2 separate regions of the Homo sapiens genome follow, and region 2 is linked to region 1. The links are chromatin loops, found by intact Hi-C in ENCODE. Cell type or tissue: chondrocyte. All regions are shown on one strand. Each heading gives the region's core, and the rest is flanking DNA. Links, peaks and the distances in the headings are about the cores only. Region 1 overlaps LOC124900702 (a long non-coding RNA gene). Region 2 overlaps SCFD2 (sec1 family domain containing 2).

Region 1 (2,921 bases), core at 104-2,603:
GGGTTCAAGGGATTCTCTTGCCTCAGCCTCCTGAGTAGCTGGGATTACAGGCATGTGCCACCATACCCAGCTAATTTTGTATTTTTAGTAGAGACGGGGTTTCTCCATGTTGGTCAGGCTGGTCTCGAACTCCCGACCTCAGGTGATCTGCCTACCTTGGCCTCCCAAAGTGCTGGGATTACAGCTATGAGCCACCACACCCCGCTGGAAGCCCACCTATTCTATGAACCCGACTCCACAGCTCTCTCTTTTGTGAAGTTTCCCTCAGTTCTCCACTCCTGATGAATACAATCTCTTCTTTGGCAATTTGTATTTTTCTTCTAAGCCAACCCCATTCTGCCTTGTATTATGGTTGTTGATGTATTACGGTTACTGACAAGGTTGGTTCTGCCTTGTCTGATTCTTTTTTTTTTTTCTGAGACGGAGTTTCACTGTTGTTGCCCAGGCTGGAGTGCAATGGCGTGATCTCAGCTCACCACAACCTCCGCCTCCAAGGTTCAAGCGATTCTCCCGCCTCAGCCTCCCCAGTAGCTGGGATTACAGGCATGTACCACCACGCCCGGCTAATTTTGTATTTTTAGTAGAGATGGGGTTTCTCCATGTTGGTCAGGTTGGTCTCGAACTCCTGACCTCAAGCGATCCGCCCGGCCATCTGATTCTTATTTGATGCTTAGTTTATTAAAGGCTAGAACTGTGTCCTTTTCACTTCTGCATGTCTAACAACAGAGGCTTATACATCGCAGGAGCTCAAAAATATGTATAGGACAACAGGAATTACAAAAGAATTAAAGAGTCTTTCCCTATTAAAAGATGACACTAGATATCTATAACTAAGAATAGACAGATACCTGGGCAAAATGTGCACTTTTTGAGTGCTGAGGCTGCAATCCTTTATTGGGTACAATGACATGTCCACATAAGCTTTTCCCAAAGAATGTGAATGAAGTTCGACCCAATATGATGACATCCAGGGCAGGGGACAAGATTCCCTTTCTGGGACCTAAATTTTTTTGTGTACAGGGCGTACATGGATTCTATTCTGAAATGACTAAAAATTCTCTAAATAGCTCCAAGAGGGAAGTCTGTCTTCCCCTCCCCACATACTGATGATATCTGAGCACAAGGAGAAGCCACTGACAAATGTAGAAACCTGGTCCTCATCTGCAAAAATGAGTGCTTTGAACTAAATAAACCTTATAACCTGTTATAGTTTGAGAAATATTACATATTCCATTATTTTCCTGGAGAGGTTTAGCCGATCATACTGAAAAACAGAAACCAAACCCCAAAACTCACCAATGGTTAAGCTTTCGTCTAGGGAAAAAAGTGACTTTTACGAGCACACTGCTTATTTTGTGGTGACTGCAGAGCCCAATATCTAATCTGCTTCCCCACTTCCTGTGTTATGAAATGCTGGACATAGTTTTCTCTTGGCTCAGTGGCAATTTGATAAAGAGCGAAGAGCTGAGATGAAAGACATAGTGAACACTGCCCTCTTTTGTCCACCCTGGGTTTCTGCCACTTCTCTTTGGTAAGTGTATCAGGCAGACACGAGTTAAAGTCGTGCTAGTTAAGTAAACCTTGGTGTGTAATTCCATTTCAGTTGTTCTCTGCGTGACTCCCCGGTTTCAGCAGTGTGGAACATCTTTATTTTGGTGTCATAAACATTTCAGCTTACCCAAGCCTGCCACTTTGCGCCAGAAACCATTTAATGATGGTTGTTCGGTGCCGACCCCAAAAAAGTGGATGTAAAGCAAAAAAGAGGCTCTATTGTCTGAGGTTTTCCTGCTCCGTTTGGATTACCAGGGAGTTAAAGATAAAACCCCAGGCAGAAAGCTACATGTCAGCAGTAAGGGAACAAGATTACCTTCCACGTTACTCATTTAGAAGAGACGGCTTTTGTCTTAGTGTTTTGAGAAATTCTTCTTAAATAATTTGGTTATGACTTTCTTGTGTGTTGTGTGAGATATGTAGGAAGGAGCTTTATAAAGGAAATATAGTGCCACGTTGCTTAAATTTATTGAGGCAACCCTAGCAAGAGAAGTGCATTTCTGTTTGTAGAACAACTTATACATTTTTCATAGGCATAAACAGAAATTAAAAATTAATATGGGCTGGGTGCAGTGGCTCATGCCTGTAATCCCAGCACTTTGGGAGGACAAGGCGGTGGATCATCTATGGTCAGGAGTTTGAGACCAGCCTGGCCAACATGGTGAAACCCCATCTTTACTAAAACTACAAAAATTAGCCAGTCGTAGTGGCAGGTACCTGTAATCCAGCTACTCAGGAGGCTGAGGCAGGATAATCAGTTGCACCTGGGAGGCAGAGGTTGCGGTGAGCCGAGATCATGCCACTGCATGCCAGCCTGGGAAACAGAGCAAGAAAAATAAAATTAATATGACCTCCTTTCTTGGCTGACCTGAATCATACTTTGCAGTTATTTTTTTTCTTGTGAAAGTGAGTTTGTATTTGGAAGGTCTGCAGAGAACACCAGGGATGAAGAGGTAGAGGAGGGAATAACGTTAGTTAGGAGTACAGTTTAGAGTGCTGTTGGCTGTTTGCCCAAATGCAAATTATTTAATTTGATCTGAAAGCTTTAAATGTAATATTTGTGAGGATTCAGTCCATCAGTAAATCATCAGATATGTGTGTACATTTGCTGTGTACCCAACTAGGCATCAGGGCGTACATGACAATAGGGGAGATTGTGTTCTGGTTGGAAAAGGAAGAATTAATTTAAGAAAATAGTTTGGAGTCTGCTTCCTATAATTTTGTTCTTAAATTTTAACCTAGTGGCAGCAACTTTATGTCCTTTCTCTCCCAGGACAGTTCTAGGGACAAATATTTAGCTCCACTGTGCCTACCAGGGAATTGTATTTTATAGAACGTGTGCTTTGATTGGCAGCTTGAAAAACATGGTT
Region 2 (2,921 bases), core at 322-2,821, 600 kb after region 1:
TATGCTCTCCTTCCACTGCCCCTCCCCGTGCACCTTGGCATGCAACAGAACAGTGCTCCTCAGGGTCATGTTCCTAGGATTTTTTGCATTCTGAAATGTCCTTCTTTCTCTTGTTTTGTAACCAAGATTTTATATCTTTCTTGAAGGCTTTTTTTTTTTTTTTTTGCCATTTTCCTTCCCAGATTGAGTTTTAACTTCTTCCCAGGCTGCTTTTAGAGCTTATGTATCTTTGTACTTGCTCATCATTTCCAGTAGAAATCATTCCTTCAGTCCCTATCCTCCCAGCTAGGATTATGCTTGCATAAACACCTATGCAAGCATTGACCATGGCTTTTATTACCACACTTTTTTAGTAATTTATTTGCTTTTGTATCTGCCTTGTCTTCTAAACTATGCCATTCAAAGCTTTTTAAAAATCTGTATCCCAACCAAATACAGGGCTTGGCATGTAGTTTACCTGCTTACTTAAATTAAACTTAAGAATATTAGATGCAGAGTTATAATGATGACAGATTTGATCAGATTAAAACAAGTGGAGTATGTTGAGCAGTAATATTAGTTCATTATGGAAAGATACATGATAATAAAAACTATTCAATGAAAGATTATAATGTGTCAGGCATTAAACTCAGTGTAAAAATACATCATTCTATTATTCAATATCCAATTCAAATTTGGAAGATATGTCTTATTAGGTATAACTTTAAAACTAAATTAAAATCTTAATAGATGTAACTTTAAAACTAAATTAAAAATGTATTTATTTTTGAACTATTACTAAGTGGATAGTAGGAGAGTGAGTAGGGCTTTAATTGGAGGAAAAAGTCTTTAGAAAGGGACAGAAGTCATCCTTGTTTCTTTGTATTCAGTTTTTAAAACGTTACTACAAATGTGTATACTTGGCTACATGGCAGAGATCTTCCGGAAAGAACACTGCCCTCATTTATAATTTGGACATAGCATGTTGGGTGAGACAGAGGGCTATTGGAGAAGTGAGCCCAGATGAGACCTTGCATATAATGCAGTGCTTCGTGCTGTTATCAACGGTTAATTGTAAAGGTTTTAGTAAGTACCATCCTTCCAACCTAAGGCCCAAAGTGGGATACTTCAGGCCATGGCTACTTAGCATAATTCCTGATTTTCATTTAGTAGGAAGCCTACTAATTAGGAAGTCTGTTGAGTAATTTTTGAATGAAATGCTCATTGCTGATTGCTTTGTTTCTTGGACAAGTATTTAATCTCGAATTGATATAGTGCTTATAATCACTGATAAATCATTTTGAGACTTGCATTTAATTTTGGCTTATATAACATTTATATTACTCTAGTGATGTTGAGTTGAATTCTGAAAGATTTAAGTGCAAAATCTTTGAAAAAATTTATCACATAGTTTTCCCACACTTCTCATCACACAGTACAGCTTTTCTTCCCTTTTTTTCACTTGATTTTATTGTTTCCTTAATTTCTCAATATTTTCTGCCAATTATGTGAATTAGACATTCTTTATTTAATCCTAATACTTAGAGTCTATCAGTAGGAAAGACTACATTAATGCTCAAAAATATATTTTAAAAAGTATTTTGCTTTCAACCCTTTCCAGTATCCAGTAGAAATTTATTCTAAAGCTCTTTTTGTGATTTTCCTGCAGTGACACCACAGCCAAAGCCCTATGGGAAGCTTTACTGAACACTAAGCACAAAGAGGCAGTGATGGAAGTTCGGAGACATCTAGTGGAAGCGGCAAGCAGAGAAAACCTGCCAATCAAGATGAGTATGGGTAAGCCTAAACCTAGGACACAGGCAGCCTCTGAGGAAGCTTATTTAAACCTGTTCTGAATTGTGGGCCAAGCTAGCCAACATGGAATCTAGGCCAAAGTAGTAACGACTTTTGTATACTGTTGAAAGAATAGGGAAGGAATATGTGCACGCTGCCCTTGGGCTCAGCAATGACCACTTTTCTTAGACTCAGCTTTGGGAACTCTCTAGGAGAGTTTTTGCTTACAAAGAATAATTATTTTAGTTTCTTATTGATCTATTTTAGAACTGTCAAAATTGGTCTGGACTACCTCTCCTTAATTCTATTCCAACCCTACTCCCTTTTTTCCCCCATTCTTCCCCTATTACCCCACTTATGGTGGGTAAAAGTTCTCTTATTACTTTCGAATTAGTGACTGAAATGGTACTGAGAAAAGAATTGAGCAGTCAGACATGGTCTGGCCTAGTCCCTCACCCTTAGAGTCCTAATTGTCAAGTCACATCAGCGTTATTTCTTCTTCACCAGGAATTACATACCTAATTTTTCTATTTCTTGTTTTTTTTCACATCCATCTTTGTCTTTGGTATTAGATGAATATGATTGCAATGGAATTTAAGTTTTAAATGGCTTTTTTTCTTTTGATCAAAAAGTCAGAGAACCACAGAAGTAATGCGTTGATTTTAGAAAAAAAATTTGGCTTTTAATTTTTTTGTTTTAAAAAATATTAAATAATTTTATTGATACAGAAATATTTAAATATGGATATTGAATCTGGTTAATAGGTAGAATTTGTTTCTGGAAGTTTGCAAAATTTTATTTTTCTCTTTTAAAAATAAGGTTTCTCTCTTATAATCTGTTCTTAGGTATTCAGTAAATATTAGTACATTTTATTGGATGGGAAAATTTTTCTTTGCTGAGATTCATAGGCCAAGTTCTTGATTACACATGGGGGCAAAAATCAAACTAAGTTGAAATAGAACAAAATTTGAAAGTAGCAGAATATGGATGAATCTAGGAAGAAAAATGTTACAGGGTTATAACATGAAAAGAATATGACTTTTAGTGTATTAGGTAACTATATTTGAGGGCTGCAAGGAACATAATGATGATAAGAAAAGTGAAATAACTAACCATTATTGAGAACTTACAGTATGCTAGGTCTTTGG

Evidence for each region. A loop is a pair of places that touch in the nucleus more often than their neighbours do. Peaks named below come from ENCODE experiments on the same cell type or tissue, not always from the same donor. Only the 100,000 strongest peaks of a DNase experiment are listed, where the experiment ranks them.
Region 2: a loop joins it to region 1, with 2.4 times the contacts of the local background. A loop is called at or near these places in 5 of 110 quality-filtered maps.

Annotation. Positions count from the first base shown.
Region 1 is chr4:53,907,392-53,910,312 of GRCh38, reverse strand. All of the region lies in intron 1 of LOC124900702 (a long non-coding RNA gene), which reads right to left. Among named protein-coding and RNA genes, the nearest start is that of CHIC2, 160 kb to the left of the region's middle. In chondrocyte, for the core only: CTCF peaks have their summits at 1,304 and 1,509 (motif pointing left); no DNase peak of the experiment used is centred there.
Region 2 is chr4:53,312,491-53,315,411 of GRCh38, reverse strand. It overlaps SCFD2 (sec1 family domain containing 2), which reads left to right. Exons shown (of 9, transcript NM_152540.4): 3 at 1,649-1,776. Among named protein-coding and RNA genes, the nearest start is that of SCFD2, 52 kb to the left of the region's middle. In chondrocyte, for the core only: a CTCF peak has its summit at 1,729 (motif pointing left); no DNase peak of the experiment used is centred there.